Linked DNA regions of Mus musculus: regions 2, 3 and 4 are each linked to region 1. A link is a loop called in an ENCODE intact Hi-C map of the cell type or tissue named here. Cell type or tissue: heart. All regions are shown on one strand. Region 1 has its middle 40 kb from the start of Rmi2. Region 2 holds the start of Zc3h7a (zinc finger CCCH type containing 7 A). Region 3 overlaps Txndc11 (thioredoxin domain containing 11). Region 4 holds the start of Gm10832 (a long non-coding RNA gene).

The links. Peaks named below come from ENCODE experiments on the same cell type or tissue, not always from the same donor. Only the 100,000 strongest peaks of a DNase experiment are listed, where the experiment ranks them.
Region 2: a loop joins it to region 1, with 6 times the contacts of the local background. A loop is called at or near these places in 17 of 42 quality-filtered maps.
Region 3: a loop joins it to region 1, with 7 times the contacts of the local background. A loop is called at or near these places in 26 of 42 quality-filtered maps.
Region 4: a loop joins it to region 1, with 6 times the contacts of the local background. A loop is called at or near these places in 35 of 42 quality-filtered maps.

Annotation. Positions count from the first base shown.
Region 1 is chr16:10,870,589-10,878,588 of GRCm38, forward strand. No RefSeq gene overlaps it. Among named protein-coding and RNA genes, the nearest start is that of Rmi2, 40 kb to the left of the region's middle. In heart, no CTCF peak of the experiment used is centred here; a DNase peak (open chromatin) is centred at 3,233; H3K27ac peaks cover 1,294 bases; H3K27me3 peaks cover 1,872 bases.
Region 2 is chr16:11,172,531-11,180,530 of GRCm38, forward strand. It overlaps Zc3h7a (zinc finger CCCH type containing 7 A), which reads right to left and starts at 3,811. Exons shown (of 23, transcript NM_145931.3): 1 at 3,690-3,811. It overlaps 4930509G22Rik (RIKEN cDNA 4930509G22 gene), which reads left to right and starts at 5,646. Exons shown (of 4, transcript NR_151506.1): 1 at 5,646-6,982; 2 at 7,105-7,241; 3 at 7,603-7,798. In heart, a CTCF peak has its summit at 2,216 (motif pointing left); DNase peaks (open chromatin) are centred at 2,351, 3,181 and 3,911; H3K4me3 peaks cover 2,661 bases; H3K27ac peaks cover 2,493 bases.
Region 3 is chr16:11,105,652-11,113,651 of GRCm38, forward strand. The region is part of intron 4 of Txndc11 (thioredoxin domain containing 11); the gene reads right to left. Among named protein-coding and RNA genes, the nearest start is that of Txndc11, 25 kb to the right of the region's middle. In heart, a CTCF peak has its summit at 3,790 (motif pointing left); no DNase peak of the experiment used is centred here.
Region 4 is chr16:11,031,588-11,039,587 of GRCm38, forward strand. It overlaps Gm10832 (a long non-coding RNA gene), which reads left to right and starts at 245. Exons shown (of 3, transcript XR_003951970.1): 1 at 245-290; 2 at 4,250-4,518; 3 at 4,610-6,485. It also overlaps the pseudogene Gm3919. In heart, CTCF peaks have their summits at 4,673 (motif pointing right) and 7,050 (motif pointing right); DNase peaks (open chromatin) are centred at 3,064 and 4,684.

The sequences.
Region 1 (8,000 bases):
CTGGGACTGCACTGGTGCCCTCTCCTATACTCATGGTCCAGCTCAGCTGCAGCTGCTCCAGGTAGAGAAGGAGGTGGCAAGTCAGCACGTGCCTGGCCTGGCCTGGCCTCTGCCCCACAGGGTGGTCACCTGCCGGGACAGCGCCTAGCCCCACCCAAGTCAGTAGCAACAGACCCTCTGTCACACTGTCCAGAGTGCCCACTGGCTATACCTAGGCAGGGAAACTGAGGCAAGATCAGTGGGAGACTACAGAGACAGCACTTTGCAGCCTCTGGTGCCTGGGCTGGAGAGCTGCAGGCCACAGGCCAGGCCAGAGCCCCTCATGCTCCCTTAGCAGGGCCTGGCTACCCACCAGGTTCTGAATGCCTCTCACATAGTCTTCTTGGTGGCGGAGCTTCTTTTCCAGCTGGGCCTGCACCTGGGAGCTGATTGCTGTCATTCTAGACTGCAGGATAGAGGGACAGGTGAGAGATAGAGAAAAAGTCCTCTGGAGGATGTGTGGGCTGTCCTGAGGGGTCCACTCTGGTGTTCTGGGCATTGTTCACTCAAGGGCTCTGGGCTCTTGGCCAACAGCTTAACTCCAGATGGCTCAGCAGGGCCCCTTGACAACCTTGTACAACTAGGAGGAGGCTCTGGTTAGCTGCCTGAAGGGTCAGGCGCCTCAGTGGCTGGGCGGACTGCTGCACAAGAGCAGGGCCTCCACCTCCATGGCTCTCCTGTGGGCACACACCCGTAGTGTCACACTCTCTTCTCTGCCCCCTGGAGCCAGGAAGGGACCAAGGTTGCATCCATGCCGTCTCTGTCTGCCTACACCAGTGCCCTACACAAAACCTTAAGATATTAGGGTTTAAGAGCCTTGAGTTGTACTACCTTAGTAGTCCTGTCTCCTGGAATAGTTGAAGCCCCCACTTCACACCCACCTCTGGGATGGGAGGCCCAGCCAGATTCCCTCCCCCAACCCCAAACCCCTACTCCCCCAACCCCCCTGCAGCATCACCTGACCTAGCAAAGTCAGTACAGGTGTCGACAGGAAATTTACCCCAAATTTGGGGTGATTCTGTGCTTCTAAGCTCTCAACAGGATAGGAATAGGGATCCCCTGTTCTCCTTTGGACAGCTGACTTGGGGACTGTCACCTTGAACTTACCTTTCCTATGGGCAGCAGAAGCCTGAAGACAGCGCAGGGCCTGGGACATCAACAGTCTTCGTTTCTCCTTCTCCATATTTCCTTCCAGCTGGACCAGGCTTCTGGAAGCTGAGGCAGAGATGTGACCCAGCAAGCTGAGCTGCTGAGCCCTAGGGCGTTGGAGCTATGAACCAGATAATAGAGACCTGAGTGGGCCTGACTGCTGGTGCTGCTCTGGTCTCTGGCATCTGCCTGCCCCAGGGTGAGGAAGGACTAAGGCTGAATCATAGAGAAGGGATAGGAAAATGCCCATTCCTCCAGGGAGCACTAGCTCCCTGCCCTCTACCCCTGCCACATGGCTCAGAATCCCACATGTACAGCAAAGCATAGCAAAGCCCACATTGTAGATGAGTTCCCAGCAACACACTGCCCAGAAAGCTTAGAACTCAAGGCTCTGCTCAGTCCTCAGGCAGATGCCATTGGTGTGGGGACCCCAGGCATCTTTCCTTAGACAGTTCCCAGGGCCCAAGTGTTTCTCCTGCAGCCTGGGTCTCCTAAGTTCCATGGAAATCACTGCAAAGACCATAGTAAGTTCAATGGGCCTGTGCGGGTCACATGTGGTCATTGAGTTTACCCAAATCCTTGTAAGCACTCCCGCCTTGAGGGAGGAAAAACAGGACAAATGGTTGTTGCATGAACTGGATCAGTGTCAAATGCTTCAAGGGTCCCAGGGAATGAGGACCATTGAAGAAGACGAAGTGACTGGTGGAGGATTTTGGAGAAGGGAGCCACAGCTGCCCTGTCCAAGGGCCCTGTATTCTAGGCTAGATCCTGCAGCTGACAAGCTGGGCGACCTTGACTATGCCTCCGCTTGTAGCTATAAAATGACATGGACCAGCGGCTCTCAAAGCTCGGCAGAAATCAAAGGTTCTCTGGAGTCCTAGGAGTTGAACTGCAACCGTCAGACTCTGATGTCTTTCCAGAGGTGGTCAAGGAAAGAGGAGGCCACAGTGGGTTAGAGTAGAACGTGAGTGTGAAGTGCTGCATTGCTAGGGGCAGCAAAGACTGGGGCCTGGGGCAAGGACTGTGGGGCAGCACCACAGCCAAGGCCAATCAGTAGCCACTTGAAACTAGCAGTGGCAGTGGCCTGAAGATCCTGCCTTCAATTCAGCTTCAGCTAGTTATGACCAGAGAACAAGAACCTACAGGCCATGGTATGGCATCCTGGGTACCTGCCAGGGTGTGTGGCCTCAGGCCTTTCTGTCTCTGATTCCAGGAAGTTGTATCGAGCTTCTGTTTAGAGATGCTAAGGCAGAGCCTGCTTGCAGGTTAAGACGTGGCAGGCACAGAGACAGCATATTAAATAGAAATGGCCCTGGCCTGATTGTCAACTTGACTACATCTGGAACTAAAACCCAACTGGTTGGCTGGGTGCACCTGTGAGGTGGTTGGTTGGTTTTTAAAGGTCGTGTGTGTGTGTGTGTGTGTGTGTGTTTCTCTCTGTGTAGCCCTGGCTGTCTTGGACTTGATTATGTAGACAAGCCTGCCTCTGCCTAGAGGGCTTTCGTTACCAAGCTTGGCCAGGAAGATCCATGTTAATCCAAATCTTCTTGAGGAGGGAAAATCCCTCCTTCATCTGAGCCATGCCTTCTGGGGCAGTCGGTATTAGCACACGGAAGCTCTCACTCTGCCTTCTTGCCCTCACTCTCGCTGGCATTAGAGATTCTGGTGTATCCTGAAGACCAGATGAGACATCCAGCCTTGTGAACTGAGCAGCTACTGAAGTTTTGGATCTTCCATTCCTAGACAACCATTGTTGGACTAGCAGAACCACAGCCTATAAGCCACTCTAATAAATCCCCCTTCTCTATGTATTATCCATTCTATCGGTTTTGTTCCTCTAGAGAGCCCCGAGTGGTACACAAACCTCATCATATTTGAGCAAAATAGAAGCCATCTCTTGGTTATAGGAAGAGCAGAACCATGGAGTGATAGAGGAGCCACTCAGTGGGCCTGGACAGTAAGTCTTCCCAGAAAGGAAGTCCTGGACCACCAGGTTGTATGCATGAAGTTCCACAAATGACCACTAGGTGGCACGGTTGCCCAGTCAGTGGGGCTTCTGGCATGGAAACCAGAGAAATTGGGCATGTACCTCCAGCTGCCCAGAGAAGTCGGGTGCATTAGGTCGACTGTGGTTGGTGTATGGTTAGGCTAAAACACAGACCCTGGTCGGGCTCTGGAGCAAGACCCAGCTGATATTGAGAACGCAGCAGGAGTGCACCCTGGTCCACACAGTGCTCCCCAGAGAATGAGAGGCCCTAAGGAAAGACAGCAGAGGTTCCAGAGGTCGGGAGACACATGGGGAAATGGTTTGGTTCCCACTGGCCCCTGGCCCCGGCTGTGATCCCTCCCACCTGAATTGCTGTAGCAGGCTGTGGGGGTGGCAGGCTCTATTGCCCCACCCACAACCCTTGTCCACCAAAGCTTCTTAAACAGGGATGCACGCCCTGTGCAGGTGCTTGCTCATGTACTATCTGCAGGTGCCCTGTTCCCATACTTCCCAGCATCCCCCAGGTCCTAATCTTACTACTTAGGTCTTCCCTGTTTTCCTCCACTTCCAAACAGCAGAGCAGCACCTGCCTTACCTCCCCCTCAACCCAGAGACACTGCTTTCATGGTACAGTGGAGTGAACAAGACTAACAAGAGACGTGATGGCTTGCTAAATTTTAAATACTTTGCCTGGCCCTGACAGAAGAGTCTGTGGCCCCTTCGAGGGAGGAATGAAGAGGTGGGTAGGTGAATGGGTGGGGGGTAGATGGTTGCAGGAGTGTGGGGTGGGAAGGGAGGAAGGTGTGTGTGGATGGGTGGGTAGGTGGAAGGACAGGAAAGGAACCCGGGAATGGCGGGGACTCAGACAACAAGCCCAGGGTAGTGGCAGTTAAGGGTCTCATGTGCCTCAGCAGTGGCTGTGGTGACACCCTTCGTGACACATTCCTGTCACATCTTCCAAAACACCATGACCACCCCTACATACATCTTCCTTCTCTCACTGAGGTGCCATGCAGATGGTAGGCAGAGAACCACCATGACAGCTCTGCCTGTCCCAGCTCTGCCTCCTCAGGGCCCCCAGTTCTCCTGCACCCCATCCTTCTCACCAGACTCACCCTGGGCAAGTTGCAAAGCCCCAGGTGGAAAATGTGGTGTAACTTGTGCACGTAGTCAGCCTCTACTAGCCCAGCTGGGCACAGGAAGCTGGGCTGGGCACGGGGCCGAGAGGATGTGCTTAAGTGTGACCTCTGTGTGGACCTTGTCCTTCTGGAATGGTGGGTAGTGACATGGGCGTTTATCACATCCAACAGGGTGACCACAGCCTCCACAAGTGATTGTCAATCACACAGAGGCCAAGGACCTGCAACTCCAGTTCAGGGTCTCAGAAGGGGTGGGGTGCAGAGGACTGAAGGTAGTGTGCTCTCAGAGACAGCTGTCCCCATTTCAGTGCTGTCTGGCTTTTGTCTTGCACTCTGATGATCGGCGCTTAGTCCCCCCCCCCCCCAGAAACCCTGGTTAAGTGGGAGGTTCTGAGCCCTGCCCTTTCTGGAAAGGTGAGCCCTCCCCCACCTCCCGCCCAATGTCTAGCAGGTCCCTAGTGGCATCAGCTCCTCTAACCTGAGTGTTGACCTACTTCCCGGTGGGTCACATGACTATCATACCCATTTCAGACGAAGCACCCTGTGGAATGAGTGGCCTAGGACCCATGGCATAGCCAGCACTTGAACCCAGATCTACACGGCCTTCAGCTTGGTACTTCCCTAGGGGGCTTTACCCCCTAGGGACCTGCCTTGAGCCTGACTCCCTGGGTGTCACCTCATAGGTCCCATTCTGCTGTAGTTGGTATCGGCCCCAGCAGAGATCAAACTGCTCACTAAATATGCCCAGGGTCTGAGTCAGGGCCCCACAGGCCTGCGGTGGGGCCAGGCTCCAGGTTCCTTGAAGCTGACAAGAACCGGAAGTTAAACAAAAGCCTGCTGGGCGCAAAGGATCCCAGGCAAGAGCTCACCAGTGAGCCAGTACCTACCTGACCTAGGCAGCTAGGCAGCCATCCCAGGCCACACGGTGCATAGAGGACTTTCCAGCCCAGGCGATCTTCAGAGTCCCAGGATGGCTGAACCTGTATGAGGGATGAGCAGAGGAGAGGCTGTCATCACCTCAGAGGGGAGAAGCTGGCAAGACTTTGCCTGCCTTCATCTTCCCCTGTAAGAAAATGGAGGCTAGAGACTTCTGCTCCTCTTTGTAGGTAGGTGTCCCTACTGGGATACTGAGAAAGCTCCCACTCCTTGATGACAGGATGTCAGCTGTCCCTTCTGGTCCCAGGTGTCCTCCCCCACCCACCTTCCAGCCTCTTCTGACTGAGGAAGCTCCGCAGCTTAGCCCTGGCACAGGGCCTTTGCACTGCTGTCCTTGCTCACGCTTTCGGGTCCTTCCCATCCAGCCCCTGTACACGTGCTCCACCGTGCCTATCACTCCCGATTTTTAAAAGCTGTGTCCATTTGCTTGCACTTGAGGGTGGCAAGAGGAGGCTCAGAGAAGCCGCACAGTTTGAGGATGCACAGTGGGTGGGGAGGCCGACTGTTCTGCTCAACCCTCCCTGGGGTGGCTACATATGCAGATTATCATACAGATGAGCCCAGAGACTCTTAAGGACTATTTTCTCCTTTGAAAACCCACAGATATGCAAGCATGGTGCAAGCACAGGGCTCCAACCGGGCACCGAGTAGAGGACCCTTGAGGTCATGCTGTGTCTGCTGAACAGGGCCTTCCTACCTTGTCCAGGGCCCAAGCCAGATGTCTGCAGCCTCCCTGTCTCCTAGAGTGAAGTTCTGTTCCTAGTGAGGCTGCAAGATCTACCTCTGCCCCACCTGGAGAGGTGAAAAGAATGGACAGAAGTGGGGAGGAGGGAGGGGTGGGCATGTGAGAGCCAGTTCTCAGCCCTCTTTCCCCACATGCCCCCCCTCCACCAGTCCCCCAGGGAGGGAGCCTTCAGGAGGCTCAGGGAGGACAGGAGAAACAGGAGCATGCCTGGGAGAGTGGCTAAGGACTGGTGCTGCTGGCTCTGTTACTCCAGAGCAGTGACAGCACCTCTCTGTCCTTCAATGTCAGGCTCTGAAAACAGCGATGGCAATAGCCATAGCAGGATTGAGAGTGGGATAGATTTGTGACACAGGACCACATCAGCTGTACTCGTCACATGGGACTGGAACCAAGGTCCCCTGACCCCACCTTTGGGCATCTAGTGCAGCTGCCGACCCCCAGTCAGGCTCGCTGAGCAGGGTCTCCTTCCAGCCCCACTGCCTAACTAATCTTTATTGTCCCAAGTCACAGCCAGGTCACCCTGGTGGCTGTCTCTCGAGTATCCCAAGAACAGGCAGAGGCTGAAGCATTGTGGCAGGGACAGAGACAGCTGGTGGGTAAGCTCTGCTGTGGGGGACATGGTGGAGAGGGTGGCTGTAGCCTACCCCAGCCTTGAGTAGGCTGGCTTTGACCTTGCTGCCACTGAGTATGAGACCACCTGGAGTGGAGCCTTCCTACTTAGATGGCTCTATTCTTCTGTCATCTGTTGCTGCTCTTCTCCAAGACACTGTTACCTGCTGAGAGGCCCTTGAGATATTCCTGAGACAGCATCCAGCAGATCACCTACAGGCTGGCAACAGGCACCAAGAATGGATTGGCGGGGGATGGGCCTCCCCCTTTATAAGCACAGACTCTTAGTAAACTTGGGGGCCTTGAACAGAAACGCATCTTGGCCTCCATTATTTCTCTCGTCGTTCTCTCCCATACAGCTCCTGCCTCCCACTCAGGAACCCAGTTAGTGTGGCCGCAGGCGGCTTACAGGTGGCAGTGACTTCATGTAAGATTATGGCTGTGGGTTTAGGTCATAGCAGGAGACTGGTTTGGGGGACTCAACTGATAACAAAAGCTACTCAGGTGGGTGGCCACCTCACCTATTTTATAAAACTTGGAAGCCACACGTTTGTTCGGTTATGATACCACTTAAAGGCAACCTTCCTCCACAGAACCAACTCATGAGCCCCAGTTTCCTTTTGTTGTTAATTTCAGTTTACTTGAGACAGGGTTTCATGTAGCTGAGGATGACCTTGACCTGACCTTCTGGCCTCTACTTCATAGGGGCTGGGATTGCGGACATCTTTCCTCAAACCCTCACTACTTTTTTTAAGGTGCTGAGGATCGAACATTCTAGGTAAACAATTCTATCAACTGGGTTGCAGCCCCATCCTCTCTGTGATTTTGCTTATCTCTGCCTGTCTCCTCTGATGGCTGAGTCTTGGACCATCTTATGTCCTGAGGATTCCCTGGACACAAGGACTAGCAGATACTCACTCACAGCCGGCAGAGCACCCCAACCCCACTCTTGCCCGTCAGCTACTCACCCTGAAGACGGATGGTCCTCAAGGGCTCTGAGAGCGACTCAGAGAGGCTCCCATTGAGGGCCACCTCCCTGCCATGCCACAGTACCACCTGGTACAGGATGTGGGTGCTTTGTGCTTTCTGGATCACAGTCCTCAGGGCCAGCTCCGTGGGAAGTGTGCTGAGCTGGAAGAGAATGGGGTGGCTGGTGTGGAACCCAGCCACGCACTGCTTGGGGTGGGGAAGGAGAGACACACCCAGAAAGAAAAAGGAACTGTGTGTGGATCAGTGTTTCCTGCATCTTCAGAACCACAATGCTAAGCATGAGCAGGGAGTGGGGCAGATTGTGAGCAGCAGAGGGTAGAGAGCCCATGAGCTCTGCAGACATGCAGTGCGCCTCTGAACTGTTTCCTATGAGGTAAGAATGCCAGCTCCCATTGTATCCATCCCT
Region 2 (8,000 bases), 300 kb after region 1:
TAAGAGATATTTTTAAAGAATGTAAGAAAATGTGGTCCAGTATTATTGCATTTTTGCTTTTTTTTTTTTTTTGGTTTTTTTTTTTTTGGTTTTTCGAGACAGGGTTTCTCTGTATAGCCCTGGCTGTCCTGGAACTCACTCTGTAGACCAGGCTGGCCTCGAACTCAGAAATCCACCTGCCTCTGCCTGTATTTTTGCTTTTTAAAAAAGTGTTCCTAAGGCTTCATTCTTTGTATGTGCTATGTATGTGAGCCCGTGTGCCATGGCACACACACAGTCAAACAACAACTGGATGGTGTCAGTTCTCTCCTTCCACCTTTATGTGGGTTCTGGAGGGCGAACTTGAGTCTTCAGGTTTGCACAGCAAGCACCTTTACCCACTGAGTCATTTCCCTGCCCAAGTGTCCCTAGTTTCAAGTAAAATTTTTAATTGCAATTCTCTCCTCAGACTTCCTGATTTAAAACAACCACCAAGTCAGATGATGGTGGCGCACACACCTTTAGTCTCAGCACTCAAGAGGCAGGGGCAGGTAGATTTCTGTGATTTGGAAGCCAGCCTGATCTATAAATTCCAGGACAACTAGGGCTACATATAAGAAACCATAAGAAACCCAGCCTCAAAACAAAACAAAAACCCAACAAAATAAAGCCAAGTGGTTCAAGTAACATTTTGAGAACCCATCTTGCAACAGTGCACATTAGCTGACTCTTCACTTATCCAGACCTGGGCAAGAGGGCAAAATGCCACACCCTGCCCGCTGCAATCCAGGTAGACAAACCCTGCTAAACAGCTTCTCTCTTCCTGAAACAGCTTCTCTCTTCCTTGAGTCAGCTTCTTTCTTCTTGAGATAGCTCCCTTTCCTGGAAACTGGAGTTTCCGGAGCATCAGTTTGGTGACAACATTGGTCTTGTTCATAAAGTGCAAAGGACTACAACAAACAGCACCAGAAAGGTAACTCCTGGTTTGAGCTAAATCCCCCCTTCCACCCCCCACCCCCCAAGCAGGAACTTTGAAGCAACCAAGAGATTCTGGATTCTATAAGGGAAGCAGCCTCCAGCCAGACAAAGCAACTCACTGTGCATCTCAGCTATAAACCTGGGATTCTTCAAAAGAAAAGATTTCACTGAGATAATTTGTGCTCCGATCCTCAGGAGGCCCTCCTGCTCAAGGCTGACACTTCTTGCCTTCTCACCATGCATGCTCGAGCAACCCCTGGCTCCAAATTCACATCCTCTCTTATCTTCCATAATGTTATGAAATTAACTAGACAACACATTGCTAAACTTGTAAAATTAAAAGGCAAACTTGCAAAACTTCTTGTTGGGGCAAAACCTGGCAAAGTTAAGCAACCCCATTTTTTTTTTAACATCAATGAAGTCACTGAGAAAGCTATGACAGAGTTGCAAGACAGGTTAAGTCGTTACTGCCGAGCCTGATGACCCTAGTTTGTGTGTTTCAAAAACAAAACAAACAAACAAAAAAAACAAAAAAACAAAAAGAGTGTGTGTGTGTGAGTGTGTGTGTGTAGGAAGGGAGGGAGAACTAGCGCTCACCAATCACTTTTTCTTCATTTTTATATATCTCAGAAGTTTGTTCCAATTGTTTTGTTGTTTGCTGTTTGAGGTGAGACCTCACCGCTGCCCAGGCTGGGGAACTCCAGGGCTCCAAGGCACCCTGCCATTTCACTCTAAGTGGCCGAGGCCACAGCACGCAGCTGACACCCGGCACTGTAAACACATTTCACTTGAAGATCATGGAGAAAATGTGGGTTTGCTGAGACAAAGCACACAAAGGTATTATCTAGAAAGCAACTTTCCTCCCGAGGTATTCTGTCTAAAGATGTTTTTGATTTCTATCTCCTTCTTAACTAGCTACTCAAACTATTTCTATAGTTGACTATCAACCAGTCATTTACAAATGGATTGAATACACCCAAATCAGTTTCAAAAATCAGTCAATATTGACAACTGTAAAACCTTACAGCTGGCAAATGAACATTGTTACTAATAGATCTTGGAACCACAAGACAAGAGCCTGTAGGCATATAGAATATAACCCCCAACCAAAAGTCACAGGAACACAGCTGGGAAGGGGTGTTTTGGTACATCTTGAGGACACTGATCAACCTGTTCTTTGCATAATACCCCACTCCAAATACTGACATTTTCAACCTCAATAACTCAACCTTATTCACATCTGTAGCGCACCCTGCTGGTCTAACAGAGCAGAAAGGGGAAATTTTTCAATAGAGAAAACTGTCCATGCACTTGATTTAGTCCAAAGATGAAGAACACCACACCAACACCAAGTCCACACCCACACATACACTCACGCACACACAGTGCAGCTCTGCTCATCATTTCAACGGAGGTGAAGAGAGCCTTGGATTCCTTCAAGACCTCCATGAAAAGCAGCTACTTCCAAAAGAAGCAGGAAAAGAGCAGATGGCAAGAGCGCCCAGCCCCTCCCCCAGTCCAGTAGAGCATTGTCCAATCGAAATACGATACCGGCGGTACGTGCCATTTTAAATTACGAAGTGGCCATACTAAAATAGTAAAAAGAAACTGGACAGATTGTTTTAATTCTAACGTAGCCACAACAGGTATCACCTCAAGTATATAACACACTGCTTGCTAAACACTGGCTGATTTAAGCATAGGAGTTTACCAAGGAGATCTTTTTCGTTCTTTTTCTTCCTCCCAAACGAAATCTTTCAAATCAGACTTTAAAACTGAAACCGGAGTGGGGCGGTGGTGGCACGGCTTTTAAATCACAGCATTCGGGAGGTAGGGGAAAGCAGATCTCTAAGCTCAAGTCCAGCCTGGTCTACAAAGTAAGTTCCAGGGCAGCCAAGGCTAAACAGAGAAATTCTGTCTCGAAACAAACATACAAACAAACAAACAAATTGAAACCAAAAGTGAATCTCAATTCTTGCCACATTCCAGTGCTCGACCACCCCACTTTACCAGTGGCCACATTACCATCGGACAGCGCAGGTCTACACCAGACCCTCTTGGTCTTAAATACCTAACACTATGACCCTCTTTGATCCCTTAACATCTGGGGACCCAAAAAACGCCCAACCCCGGAATAAATTCACCCAGTCAGAGCGCAGGCACCACCCCTTGGGCCCAGCTAGGACCTTCCAACCTGACCACACCCCTGCGCTGACTACCCCTAACCGGAAATTCCCGCTAATGGGAACTGACAGGTCTCCATTCTTTAAGGGTGGGGAAAGGAAAACCGAGAACCCTCGTACAGTCTCCGAACCCCGGCCGAACACCGGAAGCCAGTCGCCACCCATACGCGGGGTGGGCCGCGCATAACACCCGCAAGGGGCGAACCCGACACCGGCGAGCGCGCACTCAGCTGGCGTCGCGAGCGTCCCCAAACCGAGACACTTACTAACACGGACGCCCCGCGATCACCCAGCACCCAGGAATAACGAAATGCTAAACCACCAAAAGCTAGTGCGTGGATGTCGGCCAGGCAGTCCAGGTGGCAGGGGCCGCCGCGCGTGCCCGGATTACGACTCCCGAGGAGCCCGTGCAGCCGGTTCGGGGGTCCGCGCCCCTCCCCCGCCTGAAGTCCGTTAACGGCCGCGCGTGCTCACGAAGCGACGCGGCGCACGCACGCGATTGGAAGAGCGCGACCCTGCCCGCGACGCCCGCGCGTCCCCTTCCCTCACCTGCGGGGCGGCACCCAGGAGCCGAGGGGCGCGGAGTGCGGAGGCGACAGCGGGATGTGCGTTCACCGGCTCAAGAGCTCTCACAGTCTCGCAGCTTCCCTGGGCGACCCACCGCAGCTGCCAGCCCGCGACGCTCGGGGCGGCGCCCTCTGGCGGCGGGAGGCCTCGCGCGCCGCCCCGCAAACGCTACCATTGGCTGCGTTGCCAGTGTCAGCCCGGGGTTGGAGGCGCCACGTCGGGGCCTCGGGGCTGCGGAAGCGGCGGCGATAGGCGGAACCCTGGGCGGCCACACGGAAGGGGGTGAGAGACCGCAAGCTCTTGAGCCCAGCATCATCGCCCTCTCCCACACCGCTTGGATACCAAAGTAGGACTGGAAGGAGACCTAGATTCATCTGGGCACCAGGGTGTCACTTCCTTCGGAATCTGTTCTCTGCAGTAACTTATCCTGAGCGTCCTGCTTTGCATTCCGATACTGTTACCGTCACCCTGAAAACAGCCATACAGTCGTGTCCTTTCAAATGAATGACAGGCATAGGGACCCGCGTTGAACAGGGAGGTGACCTAAACTCATTCGGACGCCGGAGCGTCACTTCGGAACTTGTCCTCAATTCCCTATCCTACTCGCAGTCACTGTTTTTATCATCTTGAAAACAAAATGCGGTATTTTTGCAAATGAATGTAGGGACGGATCTCAGAGCCAACACAAGCTCTTGTTCTCCCTGGCCTTCATCTCAACTTATATGTCGCTGTATTCACCGGTGTTTCAGTGGTCAGGTGTACATTACCCCAGACAGAACAATGTAAGGCTGAGTCCCTGCGACTGGAGATGTGAAAAGTGCTCCAAGTCAGGGCAGTAGAAGGGAGAGTGCTTCCAGGCAGTGGGAAAGATCCTGAGCCTAAGTTGCTGAGGGACAGGGAAGACAAAGTGTGTGTGTAGAAAGCTCAAAGAGGATGAGCCACTGCATGAAATTTGGAATTCAGTGTCTGAGATGGAAATTACAAGGTCTAATTTGCAGTTTTAGAAAGTTTCTTCATGCCGTTGGGCGGATATATAGAAAGGACAAGCAGAAAAGTGAAAGGGGTTGAGGATGTAACTTAGTTGTCAAAGTGCTTGCCTAGCCTTGAGTTTGATTTCCAGCACCAAATAAACTGGATATGGTGGGGTACCCTTGTCATAGCAGTACATGGGGGTGGGGGGGGGGGGATAGGAGTTCCAGGTCTTCTTTGGCTATGAAGCAAGAAATACCCAGGTCCAGGACCACTGGGGACAGAGGGAAAAGTTTACATTAGAAGGAAGACACTGAGATGCACTCTGTCTGGACCCAGAGTGCTACTGTAAGCTCAGGAAGTCGTCAGTACTGGGCCAGTACAAAGTGAAACTTGATGAGAATGTATGGACTTCCTGTTGTTCCTGTACCAATGGCCTACATTTTTGTTGCCTTGAAACAACATAAACTTAAGAGTTCTAAAGGACCAGAGTCTGCAGCAGGTGTTTCACTGGTGATGTCCAGGTGCTGACGAGGCTTGTCCCTTCTGGAAACTAGTGTTGAGCTCTTGCCTCTTTTTAGCTCCTAGAGGCCTCCTGGACTCGTAGGTCATGCCTGTCATCTCCAGAGCCAGTATTTTCCTCTAAATGAGGTCTCCTTGCCACACCTTCTCTGGGTCTTTGCTTTCAGTTGTCCCTCAAAGGGCCCTGGTGATTGCATTTGAAACAAGGAGGTCCTGGATCCCACCTGGAGATTCCCAGTGATTTTCCAGGCAAGGTAGCAATAATCACAAGTTGCTGGTGATAGAGAGTAGATATATCTGGGAACCCATCATTATATGTACTGTAGGGAGCAAAGGAAAAGAAGGGCTGAGCATGGATGAACCTTCTCTAGCCTTGAAGAATACTGTGTGTTGTAAGGGTCTCTGCTTCTTTGTCTTCTATACTAGTGGGGAAGTCCCCGGCCTCTTACCTGGGTGCTGTACCGGATAGGTGCATTTGCTGAAGAACTGTTTTAGGCTCCTGCCTCCCAAGGGCTGGCATTAAAAGTTCATCACTATCCCAGTCTTTATTCTGTTTTCCATCCTCTGGTACCTTACAGAGGCCCGGAACACACAGTGTTTTATGATCTCTATGAGATTGAGGCCAGCCTGGTCTATGTAGAGTTCTAGCCAGGGCAATGGAGTGAGACCCAGTATCAAAACAACATAAACTGTCCACATGCTGACTTGCCTTAACATCAATTTATACCTGAAACTAAATGCAAGCTAACCATTAGTCAGTTCATTAGAAATAGGGTCAATTTACACAAAGGACAGGGGAGAATATTCAGGAGTCAATGGGACAGATTTTATATTTGATTCATCAGTTTATCCAGTAATTATATGCCCCCAAACAGGTGATGGGATAGAAAGCCTTGCATGTGCTAGACAAGCTCCCTGCCACTGAGCTATAGCCACAGACCTTTTAAAGCTTATTTTTATTTTTTAAATATTTTTTAAAAACTTTTATGTGCATTGGTGTTTTATCTACATATATATCTGTATTTATGTGTCAGACCACAGGGCGTCAGATCTCTTAGAACTGGAGTTGCAGCTACTTGTGGGTGCTGAGAATTGAACCAGGTTCCCCTAGAAGAGCACCCATTGCTCTTAACCTCTGAGCAATCTCTCCAGCCCCAAAATTTATTTTTATTAATGTGCATGTGTGTGTGTGTAGGCATACAAGCCCCATGAAGCTGGAGAGGTGCCAAGATACCCCCAAGACTACTCGAACAGGCTTACCTGCCTTTTCAAGTTTCTGTCTTTCAAGACACAAGCAGCCAAACGCCACCCTGCAAGGGAAAAAAAAAGCCCAACATCAAGCCATACAATCCCACCAATCCCTCAGCTTGCCCCAAGATCAGGTCACAAAATCCCACCAATCTGACACCACCTCGTAAGTCTTCACCCACTCCCCCCAAGAAACCCTATATACAGCCTGCCTCCTGCTCAGTCCTGTGCTGGGTCCCACTAGAAACCCTATATACAGCCTGCCTCCTGCTCAGTCCTGTGCTGGGTCTCACTAGAGCAAGGGCTGTCACCCTCTTCTGTTTTTCCCATGTGAGGTTTCTTGTACAGTGTGACTTTGTGGTATTTCTTGGCTCCTTACTGCCAGGATACCTTTCCCCTTAGAGCTCTTTCATTTACATATGCATACACATGAACCGAATCGGGAACAGAGTGTGGGTTTCCCCACTAAGTTCTATCATTTGGAGGCCCCAGCGAGATCTGCGTGACACCCAGGAACCCTGAAAGACCCCTTGGAGGTACGTTTGTTTGTGTGAGTCTTCTATGTTGTCTGTTAAGTGTGGCACCGCTGAATTTGTGTCTTGGTTTTTCAGTTCTGAGATTGTGGGTTTGAGTCCCACCTTGTGTCTTGGTTTTTCAGTTCTGGTATTCTGTATTCTGGCAGCTGCCACTTTGGACCGTGAGGACCTAGTGGCTGCAGGAGGAAGACGTTCTAAGGCCCCACAGGCTGCAACTCTGGAAGACGTTCCAAGGGTGACCCTGGAGGAAGTGCCCAGGGTGAGGGACAGTCAGAAAGGTCTGACTGTCATCTGGCAGAGTGAGAAAAATAAGGTGCTTTTTCTGCCAGAAAGGGAGTCGATGTGGAATCTGACCCCCATCAAGTAGTGTTTGGCTGGTTGTACAAGTCCAGGAGAGAATGAGTGTGCTTGGATATACTGGTGTCTTTTTTCTCTGTTGCTGTCTTGTTTTTGTTTGTGGTTTTCGTCATGGGACACAGACACCGTACATTGGAGGTAAAGTGGAATCCCTCCCTGCCTGTCTGTCTGTATGTCTATGTGTCTGTCTGTCTTGTTCACTTGTGTGTCCTCCATTAGACCACCTTCTGATTCTGTTTTGCTTTTGGTTTGTCTGGTTTCAGGTCTGGTTTTGCTCTCAAGGGGTTGACTGATTATCTTGGTTTGGCCCCAAGAGACTTTTCACTCCTGCTGGTCGGGTGAAGGATTTCCAGCAGTCTATGTCCCTGTACAAAGACCAGCATCTGGCAGTCATGGGGCCAAAACAGTTGAAAATGATATCCATGCAAATTCAACAAGACCTCTGATTGGACACTGAAGGTGAGCCCCTCTCCCTCCCAACTCTGGAGAAAAGCAACTTCACTTCTCCTGCTGTGCTTTCAGTCAGTGCCATCATATGGATTTGGACAACTGAGATTTCTTGCCAGAGCTACTCTCTGGTGTAGACAGAAGGTCCCTTTAGCCCCTTGCTAAAACATGACAGCCCCTAACAGGCATTGCCAAAGACTCTGTAACTTTGTTT
Region 3 (8,000 bases), 240 kb after region 1:
CTCTTATAGGTAACTAGAAAGACAGATACTTAGGGAAAAATGGATTCAAAAATTTGACACAGAAATTTCATATGTTGATAATATTTAAAACCAATGATAACCAGTCATGGTGGCTCAAGCCCATAATTCCAGCCTTCAGAAGGCAGACAGTATGCCAGCCTGTTCTACATAGTGAGTTTGAAGACCAGCCAGGGTTACACAGTGAGACCTTCTCACAAAAAAATAAAAAAGAGTAAAAATAAAATTAATAAGCAAAGAAAAGGCCCAGCATGGTGGTAAAAACAAGAGATAAAGAGTTCCACATTGCCGTTTTAAAAAAAGATTTATTTATTTTATGTATATGAATGAGTACATTGTCAATCTTCAGACACACCAGAAGAGGGTATTGGATCTCATTACAGATGGTTGTGAGCTGTGAGGAGCCACCCTCACAGTCGCCTAGATGGCGCTGACGAAGGTTGAGTGTCCAAGTGTCCTTCCCCCAGGAAAAACGACACGGGAGCGGACCAAAACCCCTCCGGGTGACGAGCCTGGGAGGAGGTTTTGTGTAAGGCCCCTATGCTTGCACACTGGGGATTTGACCTCTATCTCCACTCTCAGTACTGGGTGGCCTGTTGCTTCTAAAATAAAAGAAAAGGGGGAGATGTGAGTAGCCGCCCTCACAGTCGCTGTTACAAGATGGCGCTGACATCCCTTGCTCGTAGTAAAATGTGCGCAGGCGTCAGGGTATCGTTCCATTACCCGAGCCCTGCCTTTCTCGTGGCGTTAACTGACTGATAGTGGGCAGCCAATCCCAGTGGTGCACATCTCCAACCGTTTTTTTCGCAGCCTATAAAAGGGAAGGGTTTCTGCTCTCTGGGTCTCCTCTCCTGAAGCTGATCATCTATCTCTCGAGATGTATTAAAGCTGTACTGCAGAAGGATCCGAGTGGCCTGCGTGCGTTTTACTGGCGAGATGGTAGCATGGGTCAGTGAGCCACCATGTGGTTGCTAGGAATTGAACTCAGAACCTCTGGAAGAGCAGTCAGTGCTCTTAGCCTCTGAGCCATCTCTCCAGCCCCAGTTCCAAGTTATTATGTATGAGTTTGAGGCCAGCCTGGCTTGCAGGAAACTGTTTCAGACAACAGAAAATCCACCGGGTCCCCCAACATCCCTCCCAATAGTATGCTGCACGAAAGAGGACGTTTCTGGTCTATACTGAAGATTCTTCTTTTCAAGCTAAACTATTTGGTTAACTCTCTAGATTCAATTAAGTCAACTAGTCTTCCTCTGGAAAACAAAACCAAACCCTAAGATGAAATGTTTAATCCTAACATCCAGAAAAAAATCTAGCAAATAGCCTATTCTCAAACTGAAGAAATAAGGAAGCTGTTGTTTCATGTCATTTGCAGTACTGGAGATGGAACCCAGCACCTCCTACATGGGTAAGGACACACTCTCCCATGCAACACCAGCCCCAGTACAAAAGCAAACACTGGCAACTAATGGTTTGTTTTTGTTTTTGTTTTTGTCCTACTCCTTCAGAACTCCTTAAACAAGCCAGCCTATAATAGAGTTACACCAGAGCACATTTACCTTCTTAAGGATTTCCAGCCATTCCACAACAGAATAAGCTTTCCTATCATGAACATAAGACAACCTTTCAGAAATTCTAGGAACTGTTAATGCTGTCCAAAAATAAAAACTATTACAACGACTCATTTAAACTTCTTTAATTTCTGATCACTCTCCTAAGCCAAAGCCAATGGAGTAAAATAGTTCCAAATATTAATAAGTAAATGTTCCATGTGAATTTTATCTCTCCTCCCACATCACATTACCTTAGAGAGGTTCATGGAAATGGTTGTGTATTATGACATAGGTATGTTATCTATATCCATGAGTGCATGCAATTACATATGTATAAAATGAACATATGCAGAATACAAGCTCTGATTCAAGGGAAATCTCAACTAAATCTTTTCTTTCTAATGGCAATTATTGATTACATATGAGTGAGTGTCTACATGCTGTGGTGACATTTGGGGTCAGAAGACAATACTTAGAGAGGAGTCAGTTCTCTCTGATATATGAGCACAGATCAAATTCAGATTGTCAGGCTTGGGGACAAGTGCCTTTACCCACTGAACAGTCTTTACCAGCTTCCACACTAAATCTTTGAAAATGAAAAACTCCTGGACTATTTGCAGTGCCCTTTGAAAGCATGTACGTATAAAGTTTATTCTCACTGCAGCAAGTTTTAGTTTTTGACAGTGGTGGGATCAAAGCCAGGGCTTTTGTGTGTAGTAGGCAAACCCTCTAACTCATGTCTACACTCCCAGTTCTACTGCTGCAGCACATACTGTCTGGATGAAGGAACCTCTGTCTTCAGAGGAACTGACATTGAAACTGTCGAGTAAGTAGTCTGAGCAAGGAAACTCACCAAACACTACAATGGCGAACACAGCAAAAATCATTTCATTCTTCACTGTCAAAGCAATGAAGAACTGAAGCTTCACACTGTATGAGGTGATTAAAAGTTGAATAAACTCTAAAATACTACCTATTTAAAACACAACCTGTGAGATGGCAAAGTCAGCTCAGCAGTTAAGAGAATACACTGTTCTTGCAGTGGAACTGAGCTCAGTTCCCAGCACCCACGCTGGGCACTTTACAACTGCCTGTAACTCAGGCTCCAGGGCCTCCAACACCTTCTTCTGGCCTCTGAAAGCACCTGTATTTATGTGTGTATGCCATTCCAAATGCACATAACTAAAAATAAAAAAATTTAAAATAAATTGTAACAGGTATAGTCTATCCTAAGTGCTAGCTAAGATACAATTCTGTGGCAGTCTGTACTGAGTTGTGAGAACTGGTATGCTTGATAACATAACCTAATATTAATACTTCAAAATAATGAAACAACTCTGGTCATGCTGTAGGTAAAGCAAAATCTACAGTTCACCAAACTTGCAATGTCTCTTCAACAGAAGCTATGTCATTATTTAAAAAATAACATAAATTAGCTACACATATTTCTTTTTTTTTCTTTTTTTTTAATTAGGTATTTATTTCATTTACATTTCCAATGCTATCCCAAAAGTCCCCCACACGCTCCCCCACCCACCCACTCCCACTTCTTGGCCCTGGCGTTCCCCTGTACTGAGGCAGATAAAGTTTGCACGACCAATGGGCCTCTCTTTCCACTGATGGCCAACTAGGCCATCTTCTGATACATATGCAGCTAGAGACATGAGCTCCGGGGGGTACTGGTTAGCTCATATTGTTGTTCCACCTATAGGGTTGCAGATCCATTTAGCTCCTTGGTTACTTTCTCTACCTCCTCCATTGGGGGCCCTGTGATCCATCCAATAGCTGACTGTGAGCATCCACTTCTGTGTTTGCCAGGCCCCGGCATAGTCTCACAAGAGACAGCTATATCAGGGTCCTTTCAGCAAACGCTTGCTAGTGTATGCAATGGTGTCAGCGTTTGGAGGCTGATTATGGGATGGATCCCCAGATATGGCAGTCTCTAGATGGTCCATCCTTTCGTCTCAGCTCCAACTTTGTCTCTGTAACTCCTTCCATGGGTGTTTTGTTCCTAATTCTAAGAAGGGGCAAAGTGTCCACACTTTGGTCTTTGTTCTTCTTGTGTGCGCCACCACCCCTGGCCACGATGTAGACTCTTAGTAGCTGTTTAGGTCAGCAAATCCTCATACCTCCTGCAACACAGCTGTTAGGGATGCAGGCACCATTTTCAACTAGAGTAGATTTTGGCAGATAGCACACACCCTCTAGTGGCCTAATTAGCAATTACCTTGATGTGTTTCTTTAAAGATTTCCCCCCTTTTTCCACAATTTTCTTTTCTGACATATATGTCTGTGAGTGCCTATATGCATGCATGTGAACTACATGTATGCCTGGTGCCTGAAGGGATCAGATGCCCTGGAACTGGAGGTACCAACAGTTGAGAATCACCAGCTGGACACAGAGAATGGAACCAGAGCACTCTGAAGAGCAGCCTGTGCTTTTACCCTCTTGGCCATCTCTCCAGCCCCCTTCATGCACGTTTACTTACCGGCACTTAAAACCATTCTGCCTTGATTTTAACTCATAATAAAGCCTTCTTAGTCACAGCAGTATAAACTATGAACTGACAGAAATGCTGCATACTTGCTCAACACTCAGACAGACTTGTGAATAAAAGCACTATGATATTAGAAGCTGGGCATTGAAGTTTTTCCGGCAAAAATCTCAGGTTTTCTCTCACCTAACAATTTATCAACACCCTACTTAACCCGCTCCCTCCAAGATTCCTAGGCCTTTTTACATCCTGCTTAATTTTAAAACAACTTAGTTTATCATAAGACTAAATTAATAGATATGTGCTAAATAATTCATCTTAAGTAAATTACAGAAATTCACAAAAAGGTTTAGGAACTATTTTGGCACAAATATAAGATAAAAGTTCTAAATAACAGTACTATTTATTGGCATTTGGTAGGTAGGTTGCAAGGTAAAAATCAGATGATTTAAATCAGATGTGATTTAAAAATAAAGCATTTGATAGGGAAGCTACCAACACCGAAGAGACAATACCTTAAAAAAAAAATCAAAACAAAACCAACAACAAAACCCCATTAAAATTAGAAGACATAAAACCTGTGGAAATTTCATCTTACTTACTGTCTTACTCCTTTTTCAATCAACTTCAAGACCATTAAAATAACTAGGACCCACATTCTGTCTGACCACATCTGCCTGTCTATAAACAAGTCGGCAAGAAGAGCTGTCTGAGCTACAGCAGGAGGAACTGGAAGAAGCACAGTCTAATATGCTTGTATGGACATGACTTACTTGAAGCTCTCATCTTCCTCTATTGTGCCCCTGGGAAAGTTCACTGCAGTTCCTAGCTACACACATGAGGTTCAAGTTAGCATTATGCTAGTGCATATCTAGGAAGAAAATTCTAAGATCCTACAATCTCAGTTTTGTGATTATCATACATAGGTCACTCCCATTCTGCATAATAAATCCTGACTCAGTAACCAGAAATAGCAAACTGTTGCTTTAATATGCACTGATAGCCATGGCCTTGTCTTTTGTCTTTCATAAAAACAAATAAAATTATAGCCAAATTAAAAAGCCAACACCTTCTGAATCTTTGTCATAAAAAAAAAGAAGGATGGAAGGGAGGAAGGGAGGAAGGGAAGAAGAGAAGAAGAGAAGAAGGGAGGGAGGGAGGGAGGGAGGGAGGGAGGGAGGGAGGGAGAAAGGAAGGAAAGGGATTTTAAGTGCCATAAAGAAACTAAATATTGCCTGGCATGCCTTTTAATCTCAGCACTTGGGAGACAGAAGGCATGCACCACCACTCCTGGCTTACCTGGCTTCTTGATTTGTACAGAGGACCTATGTTACAAATACACCTACAGTGGTCATAGCAAATCAATAAAGCTGCCACTATGACAAATCTGAGAACCCAGGTTTGATTTACAACATGGTAGCTCACAACCACCTATATTTCCAGCCCTGTGAGACCAACACCTTCTCTGGCATGCACAAGAATTGCATGTACATGGTACACAGATATTCATGAAGGCAAAACACTCATACACATAATTTTTTTTAAAAGTCTAACAAAGATGTCACAAACACACAAATGTCATTCATAGCTTCTAGGAGAAAGCAGGTTATGTTCAAGACAACAGAAGTCTTTAAAATTCAAGTCCCCTCTGGCTAACACTCATTTGTTTACTGCTTCAAAGAAGACTAAATTACTGAGGTACATCACTCTACATAAGTGGGTTCCACACTGGTGAACCACACAGGAGGGCCATGCCAACACTTAGACGGTATCACTGAAATGCAAATACTAAGGATGCAAGAGAAAACACCAAGAATTTGTACACCTTTCTCTCTTTGGTACAGATACACTAGCAACACTGAAGCAATAAATAAAAAGGACTTGTTTTTTTTTTTATTTTATTTTTTATTAGGTATTTAGCTCATTTACATTTCCAATGCTATACCAAAAGTCCCCCATACCCACCCACCCCCACTCCCCTACCCACCCACTCCCCCTTTTTGGCCCTGGCGTTCCCCTGTACTGGGGCATATAAAGTTTGCGTGTCCAATGGGCCTCTCCAGTGATGGCCGACTAGGCCATCTTTTGATACATATGCAGCTAGAGTCAAGAGCTCCGGGGTACTGGTTAGTTCATAATGTTGTTCCACCTATAGGGTTGCAGATCCCTTTAGCTCCTTGGGTTCTTTCTCTAGCTCCTCCATTGGGAGCCCTGTGATCCATCCATTAGCTGACTGTGAGCATCCACTTCTGTGTTTGCTAGGCCCCGGCATAGTCTCACAAGAGACAGCTACATCTGGGTCCTTTCGATAAAATCTTGCTAGTGTATGCAATGGTGTCAGCGTTTGGATGCTGATTATGGGGTGGATCCCTGGATATGGCAGTCTCTACATGGTCCATCCTTTCATCTCAGCTCCAAATTTTGTCTCTGTAACTCCTTCCATGGGTGTTTTGTTCCCAATTCTAAGGAGGGGCATAGTGTCCCTGGACCTGGAGGGCATCATCCTGAGTGAGGTAACACATTCACAAAGGAACTCACACAATATGTACTCACTGAAAAGTGGATATTAGCCCCAAACCTAGGATACCCAAGATATAAGATACAATTTGCTAAACACATGAAACTCAAGAAGAATGAAGACTGAAGTGTGGACACTAAAAAGGACTTGTAACATCTCCGAGTTACTACTTTCTTGTGTGGTCCTAGTTATTAGAGAGGCTGAGGAAGGAGGATCTTCAGAGCCAGTCTGGGCAACACAGACCATCATCTCAAAAACATGAGACAAAATAATACTTCCTTGACCAGAAATATGTGAACCTTCTGAAAACTCTTTCTAACCTTTAAACACCACTGAAGGCAAGAGTACCAGAGGGATTGTCTAGCCAAATATTTAGAGAAGTCAGCTAAGCCCTTTACCTATGACATGTGCCCTCTGTAAGAAATGAAGCAGAATGAGCCAACAACAGGCTCAAGAAAGCATTTAGTCCACAAAACTCCCGCCCTTGGTTTCATCCTTTAAATTCATGATGGAGGAAGAGGACTCATTTCCAAAGATGGCCTTGGACAGCCATATGTGCATGTTGCAAGTTTCTACCTGTGTGACACTGACACCACCACCTCTCACCCCTCTCTTTCTCTGTGTCTGTCTGTCTGTCTGTCTGTCTGTCTCTCTCTCTCTCTCTCTCTCTCTCTCTCTCTCTCTCTCTCACACACACACACACACACACACACACAAAACCATACACATGGATTTTTTTTGTTGTTTTGGTTTTTTTGAGACCCCAGGGTGGCCTGGAACACAGTAGGTAGACCACGAAAGCCTTGAACTCAAAGAGATTCACCTGCCTCTGCCTCCCAAGTACTGGGAATAAGGGCATTGACCACCACTGCCCAGTTTTAAATATAATATATTTTAAAAGAAAAAAAAAATCAATGCAGCAGAGGGGTAAAGATGTAATTTAGTTGGCAGAGTGCTTGCCTAAGGTTCAGGAAGCCTTGGGATAATGTCCAGCCCAACATATATTAGGTGTGTTGATGCCTGCCCTATAAGCCCAGAACCACAGAGGTGGAGGCAGAAGGATCCATAAATTCAAAGTCATCTTTTGTTACACAGCAAGTTTGAAGCCAGTCTGGGCTAGACTTAAACCCTGCCTCAAAATAAACAACAAAACCAAAGCTGAAAAATGACAGAGCTGCCTCTCACGCCTTCTCAGGAGTAGAGGAGATCGTCTTTGCCACATATGTAGATTGCTGAAGCTTTATGCTATGTGCTGTTATTTTGTAGCTCCTCTCCCATTTCTCTTTTCCTTTCCCTTTTAGAAGATGAGCGAAGACCCAAATAAGACAAAATTGGGCAAAGTACTCTACAAACATGCCAATAGGGCAAGACTGAAGGACGGCAGCTGTTGACCTCTGCAGATCACTTTTTATCTCTTAA
Region 4 (8,000 bases), 160 kb after region 1:
CCTTGGTCTTCTCAGGCTCTGCAGGTCTCTGTGTTTTGCCACCAAAGTATCTGCATTGGTGTTTATGGCTAGAGAGGGTAATGGGTGGCATCTCCACTGTAGAGGTAGGTCTGATGTTAAGGTCCTGTTGCCCAAATTGGTTCTTGATTTGTCAGTAAAGAAAGCCGTGGGCCAGTTGCTGGGTGGAAGGTACAGGCAGGACTTCCAGGTTCCTGGGGGGAAGGCAGGAAACACAAGGAAGGAGAAGAGGAGTTCGCCATGCCTTGGAGAGAGAAGAACCAGCCAACCATGTGAGGTCTTGGGAGGAGCGGTGGGCTGTGGCCGCTCCTATAGGGAGGTGGTCAGAGATGTCTAGCAGGGACTAGATTAAACTGACCTGACTAAGGTTAGGGCAGGTGGGAGGAGTGGAGCTAAGAGTAATAATAAGGGCGAATTTTCCAGGTGGGAGGTAGAGCGCCCAGCAACTGTGCCAAGAAGACAAGTTGAAAATGAACAACTGTGTGGGTGGTTTTTATCTGAGGATTTAAGGAAAGCCAGGCAGGGGCTGGTAGCTTGTCCTCCATTCCTGGAGCAAAGGTGGGTATCCCAAAACTACAGGCAACACTTTATCCAACTGTTCTCTCTCTCTCTCTCTCTCTCTCTCTCTCTCTCTCTCTCTCTCTCTCTCTCTCTGTGTGTGTGTGTGTGTGTGTGTGTGTGTGTACAGGCATTCAGGTGTCTGCTGTGTGTGTATATATATATGTATGTATATGTGTGTATGTGTGCATGTGTTCCTGTGTGCATGTGTGTGTCTGAGCATTTGTGTGTGTGTGTGTGTGTGTGTGTGTGTGTGTGTGTGCATGGATGTGTGTGTGAGTGTCTTATGTGCTTACATGTGTGTGTGCATGTGTCTGTGAGCCTCATGTGTATGTGTGTATGTTTATGTAAGTGTGTGTATGTATATGTTTATGTGTGTATGCATGTCTGTGTGTACATGAGAGCATGTGAGAGACACATGTGTCTCTGTAGGTACCTTTGCAGCTATACTCACCTGTGTGTACAGAGGTTGACTTTAATTTCAAATGTCTTCTTCTTGATCTCTACCTTGTTGACTATGTCAGGATTTCCCTCAGACTGAAGATTTATGGATTAGCCACTGAGTCTCTGTGATCAGCCTGTCTCTGCCGCCAGCAGAGGGAATGCAGACTTATGCCACCTGCCAGGTTTTCATGTGGTTGCTGGGGCCATCGGCCCAGGCCTAACGCCAATTCTAATTAAGATCCACCCTTGATTCAGAATGCTTCAGTCTTTGCAGAGTATCCCTAACACATTACATTTATTGAATGAACTTATGTTTTGAATATTTATTTTTATGTATTTATTTTGTGCAAGTGTATGTGTGAATATAGGTTCGTGTGTGAGAGTCAAAGGAAAACAATTTTTGGGAAATGCTCCCACGTAATCTTTGTTTTTAAAGATTTTTTTTAGCATGTGTTGGGGGAAGGGGAGAGGAGAGGAGAGGAGAGGAAAGGAGAGGAGAGGAGAGGAGAGGAGAGGAGAGGAGAGAGACAGAGAGAGAGAGAGACAGAGAGAGAGAGAGAGAGAGAGAGAGTCTTTGCCCATTTTTGTCCATGTGAGTGTCAGTGCCTGCAGATTTTAGAAGAGGGTGTCAAATCCCTTGATGCTGGCATTTCAGGTGGCTGCAGCAACCCAGAATGGGTGCTAGGATCAGAACTCAGGCCCTCTGCAAGAGCAGCACTCTCTTAACCCCCTCCTGGAACTTGTAAAGGCATGGTCCCTTGTTTCTGCCGCAGTGCACCTTACTCCAGGCTAACTGGCCTATAAGCTTCTGGTTTACTCTCCTGCCTCTGCCCATTCTCAGTGTAGGAATGCGGGGGATGAGTGGGCTGCGGGAGAGATTAAAGAGATATTTAATGCCAACCTCAGGTCTCCACATATACACATGTGCATGCACACACACACACACACACACACACACACACAGAGAGAGAGAGAGAGAGAGACAGAGACAGAGACAGAGAGACAGAGAAAGAGCCTGAGCCTAAATTGCAAAAGGTCCAAAATAGGCTTCAAGATGCCTTAGTCTGAGCTAGGTGTGGTGGCACAAGCCACAAGCCCTTGGAAGCAGAGGCAGGAGGGTCTCTGTGAGCTCAAGAACAGCCTGGTCTACATAGCTAGTTCCAGGACAGCCAGAGCTACATAGTGAGACCGACCCTGTCTACAAAAGAGCCAACAAATGGCTGCCTTAGCCTGGAAGACAGGTGCTCTTGGGTTTCAGGCCAGGATAAGGGACTGAGGTGTATATTTTGCATACCAAGACTGATCCAGCCTCCAGGTTCTCCCCGCAGTCCTGACCTAGTATACCCGCCCTCTACCCTAAACTTTCCAGCCCAGTGGCTGGGCTTCTCTCCCCCCAGAGGCTCCTCCCTGTATGGTCACTCCCTTCTCTCCCCATCTCTGCATTTTCTCTCTCTGCTGCCCATGCTCTTTCTCTCTCCCTCTGTCTCCTTCCCTCTGTCTCCCTCTCCATGGCAACTTCCCTGGCTTCATTCCTTCGGACCAGAGAACTCGACCAAGAGTGGTTTTCCAATAAACCTGCCTTCGTATGTACTCTAATTCAGCTTGAACTGGCTGGCTTGTTTCCCCAGCAGAGAAATAACTTCTCAGGTGCTGTAGGATGATGTCATCTTGTCCTCTGTTCAACACCTGCAGTACCAATAGAAGAAGAAGCCCACAAGGTGTATTTGGACCTTGGCCAATCTTTGTCACCTCCCTTGTCCTCTCCTTGTTTCCACAAGCTGAAAAAACTCAGGTTCCCCAACAGGAATGCTGACAGCTGAGGAAGGTCAGAGATACTGAGTCACCCCAGAGTGGCCCTTTCTCCTCTTCTCTCTAGGACCAAGACTCCTCCTCTGTAAAATGGGGATTGGGCTGATTCTAGTTTTTGTTTTTGTTTTTTGTTTTTTGTTTTTTCCCTTTAGACTCCTGTCCTGGTTACCCAGGGTTCTCCTATTGCCTAAGACTGCGGCACCCCCTGCTGGCCAGGAAACGCCTGGTGCTCTCTGATTTCCCTACAGGCGGTTTGGGGAAGGGCAGCTTGGCTGATCTATGGAGGTCAGCCTTTGGGATTTAGAGCTGGGCTCTGGGTATCCGTCAAGTTGGATTCCAGTCTTAGCCCCTCCACTTACTAAGAAGGGGGCCTCAAGTGTGCTGTGAAGCTGCTCAAAACCCAGACCAAGGCTTATCTGTAATATGCATAACTTCTGTGGTTTTTTTTAGAAAATATTTATTCCTTTTTATTTTATTTATATTCTTGTTTGCTTGCAAGTATGTCCATGTACTGTGTATGTTTCCTGTAACTGAAAGGATCAGAAGAAGATCCCAGATCCCGTAGGATTTGAATTACAGGGGTCTCTGAGCTGACCGTGGGTGCTAAGAACCCATTTGGGCAGTAAGTGCTCTTACTGTTGGGTCGTATCTCCAGCCCTCGTTTGTTTGTCTTGTTTTGTTTCGTTTTGTTCTTTTAGGATGAGGTCTTACTTTGTAGCTCTGGCTAGCCTGGAACTCGATGTGTAGACCAGGTTGGTCTTGAAGTCACTGAGATTCTCTTTGTTCCGATTCCCGTGTGCTGGGCCTAAAGTGTCTATCACCTAGTCTTGTCTGTCTGTCTTTCTTCCTTTCTTCCTTCCTTCCTTTCTTTCTTTCTTTCTTTCTTTCTTTCTTTCTTTCTTTCTTTCTTTCCTCTTTTTTGAGACAGACTCTGTTGTTCAGGTTGGCTGTGAGCCTTCAGCTACTATCTTTTCTCATATTCCCGAGTGTTGGAGATTACAGGCATGAGCCACCATGCCCAATATGCGTTTGTGTGTCCTGCGTCACTCCCGCTCCCACTTGTCATGTGTATGCACGTGTGCAAGGTACTGCAAATGTGGAGAGCGGTGGACAAAGGACGACTTGGTTCTCTCGTGGGAAATCAGTCCTCAGGCTGAGCTGCAAGCATCCTCACCTGCCATCTTGCTGACTCTCCATCCTCCTCCTCCCTTTTCCTTTTTCGTTTTGATAGAGGTTTAAAACCTCTGAGAAAGCAGGTCTCCACCTCGAGTGCCCAGCTCAGAAAACCCCCCATTAAAAAAAAAATCCCCTGAAATTTCCCAGTGCGAAACCAGAAAATCCCTCAATACTCACTTGGTCGGTCCTCTTCCCAGTGCAGCCAGGATTTCCAAATCCTAAATCATTTACACTTTTCTCTCAGAGGTCACTAATGAGAGTCCAAAGAGAATCACAGCAGCAGCCATCGAAACTCCTCTTGAACAGACCGAGGAACATCCCTGATCTCAGCAGGGAGCTGAGGCAGGAGGATCATGAGTCACAGATTTGGGCTCCCTGATGCCATCACCCCAGTCTCTGCCTATGTCATCACGTGGCCTTCTCCCCGGGTCGGAGGACCACAGACACTGGTGGGAAGCTTGATCCAGGATCTTCCATTTCTATTTGATCCCATTGGCAAGGCCCAATTTCCAAGTAAGGTCTTACCCGGGGGTTCTGGGCCTGCACTGTGTTGGAGGGACCCTCCTCCTTCAGTATTTCCTGAGACGCATTCGATCTCTTCCAGGGGACCATCCCTCATCCCTCCCATGAGGAAGAGATTCTCGGCCACTCCAGAGTCTTCCTCTAGAGGGCGCTCAGCCACCCTGGAAGTGCTCAGCTCCTTGAGGGGCACAGCCTCACCCAGACATCAAGCACTCACGCCTGCTACCGGACGGCAGGGATGGAGGCTCTAGGTCCAACTTTTGTGGTTGACAGAGGAATAAACGAAGACTCAAAGACAGACAGCGGCTTCCTGAGGTCACATGGGTGACTGAGAACCAGAGTTAGACCTGCACCCAGAACTCTTCTTCCCCCTGCTGTCTACAGGGAGCACCTTGTGGACAGACTTTTATTCTATAAAGAAACAGAATCATTACCCAACACCCTCCCTTGTTGTTATCCATAGCAAAATAAAAAGCTGCTCCCTCCAGAGAGGTGACAGCAGCACTGGAGCCCAGTGGAGGACTTGCTGGAAGGCCTTAGTTCTGGCTCTCAGAGTCAGCTGTCACCCTCTTCTTCAGACTCTCCCTCAGACTCACGTGCGACCTTGGGCAGGTCATCCTCCCGGTTCCCCGCTGGAATCTTCCCGACCTGGCATCCCACGTGAATTTGATGGTCACTTTGAATTCAGCCATCTCATTCCCAAACAGCTTCAGGACATGGGCCTGCTTTGTGGTCAGCACATCACCTACTTTGCGTACTTAATAGTCAGACAGCAGGGTCTCCACACCTTTCTTGAGGGCAGTGGGCAGCCCCAGCTGCCTCAGCTGTGGCTCCGTGGAATGAGGGAGCTGCTTCAGGGGCCCTGGATCCAGCGCAGTTAAAGTTGCCTTGTTCCCAGCTCTGTGTGAACCACTCATTCACCGCCTTCTTCCTGCGGGTGGTAAAAAGGAGCCCAGCTTCACCTCTCAACTCCCTGCTGACCTGATGTAGGTTGTCTGATGGCTTCGACCCAAGGCCACCATCATCACCTTGTGTTTGCTGTGCTTCCAGGCATTCCCATGTCCCTCAGCTTGCTCTTCCTCATGTTAGCCACAGAGAAGATGAAGAAAGAGGTGCTTGTAGGCACCCACACATTTCCAAAGTTGTTCTATCAGGTTCTGCTTCAGTTACAAGCCTTGGCAGTTTCTGTTAAGGAAACTTTCGTGTTTCGCTTGAATTTGGGCACTGTGCTAAAGGCATGTACCGCAACTGGACCTCTTGAGCCCTTCAGTCAGCGTCCTCATAGTTCTAGAGCACTATGGGAGGGACGGTCTACCCAACTGTCCATCCTCGGGCACATTATGCTACACACACACACACACACACACACACTCACACACTCAGCCCCACACCTAGTTACAATACCACCTCACTTAACCAACTTCCCTACCACTTAAGCCTACACACTCAGGGATGGAAAGAAATCACAGGCAGCCACTCTCCCACTGTGTTAACTTCCTGAAGCTGCACTAACAATTGACCACACTCTGGGGTTTGCATCATTTGTAGTCCTTGAGAGGCAGAAATCCACAGTGATTTGCTTGTGGATAAAAGCCTTTGGGAGGCTCTTCCGGCTTCCTGAGGCTTCAGCCTCCCTTGGCTCAAGGCTCCTTCATTAGGTCTCTTCTGTAACTCCTGCTATTGGCGCCTTCCCAATTCTTGCCTTATGGGAGTATCTCTGTGACTATGGTAGATTCCCTGGCTCCTTAACAACACCTGAAGTCCTTTTTGACGCACCCTGAGCACTGGATGGAGGACTTGGAAGTTCTCAGGGGCCATTATTCATGTCTGATTTTATGTGGGTTCTTTCTTTCTTTCTTTCTTTCTTTCTTCTTTCTTTCTTCCTTCCTTCCTTTCAGTTTAAAAATTTAACACTACTTGCTTATGTTTTTGTGTGGATTAAAAACATTAGTGATTAATTCTGAGTCACCAATAATGTATTAATATCAAATTAAGGAAAGAAACCAAAGCCCTCGCCTTGGGGGTCACTGAACCAAGAGTGAGCTTAGATGAGAACTTCCCATTTCAGTCTCCCTGTGTCTTCTGTCCTCTTGTCTGTCTGTTGTATGAGTCTGAATCTGTGCCTGCCTGAAGGCTGCCGTGTGACTGTGTCCCTGTGCGTCTGTCCCTAACAAAGGGCTTTGCTATGTTCTTACTGCACAACACAGAAAGCATCACATGGGGAAGGCGTGAGGGAGACTTTACAGAAACCTCAAGCAGAATTTTACAAGGGATCAAGTCACTGACTGCATCTGCCCCAGATAGCGAACAGTGTTACAAGCGTCTGTTTGTCAGGCGCTAGCTGTATGTGAGTTCAGCATTTACAATAGATGTTCATTTTATAACGTCACTTTTGACCTCTTTTTGCTCCTTTTGGCAAATGATTATTAGAACATTACTCTGAGTTCAGGAAGAACAGATTTTTTTTTTTAAGATTTATTTTATGCATGTGAGTACACTGTCGCTGTCTTCAGACACACCAGAAGAGGGCATCAGATCCCATTACATATGTTTGTGAGCCACCATGTGGTTGCTGGGAATTGAACTCAGGACCTTTGAAAGAGCAGTCAGTTAAATGGGAAATCCAAGGCAAGTGATGTTCGCTGTTACATTGTTCTCTTGAAGGCAGGTTAAGCAAACAGGCTGAGTATGCAGTAGGACAGCTGTCTTAAGTGGTCTCAGGTGTATTGAAAACTCTGGCTTTGAGGTCTAGGAAAGTTCCCATGACTTAGAATGTAAGAGACATTAAATCATATTGTATCACTACAATTTTTGTTGTTGTTTTGTTTGTTTGTTTTGCTTTATTTTGAGACAGAGTTTCAAAATGTAGCTCTGGTTGTCCTGGAACTCACTATGTAGATCAGGCTAGCCTCAAACTCACAGAGATCGTCCTGCCTTTGCCTCCTGAGTGCTGGGATTGAAGGCACGCACCACTGCATCCACCCTGTTTAACATCACCACACTTTTTATTTGATGTGTGTGGGTGTTTTTGGCTATATGTGTGTCTGTGCACCACATACTTGCAGTGCCTGAGGTCAGAAGAGGGTGTCAGAGCCTTTGGAACTGGAATTCCAATTGTTAGTTGGCAGGCAGGACCTGAACCATGTTTTTCTGGAAGAGGAACAAGTGCTCATAACTAGGTCTTTATTCATATTTTATGGTACTGGGATGAAATCTTGGCCTTATGCATTCTAGACAAGTGCTCTCTATCTTTGAGCTACATTCCAGACCTGGGAGAGTACCATGTAGCCTCCTACACATCCGTCACTTCCCCTCTCTTATATCTCTCCCCATAACCCCTGAGCACATCTATGCGCCAGGTCCTTGATGACCACTGCTCAGAACAAGAGGGAAGGAGATGGAAATCGAGCCAGCACAGGGGTCTGTGCTCTCCCCACGGCTCTCACAGCCCTGCCAAGCTCAGGCCTTCTTGA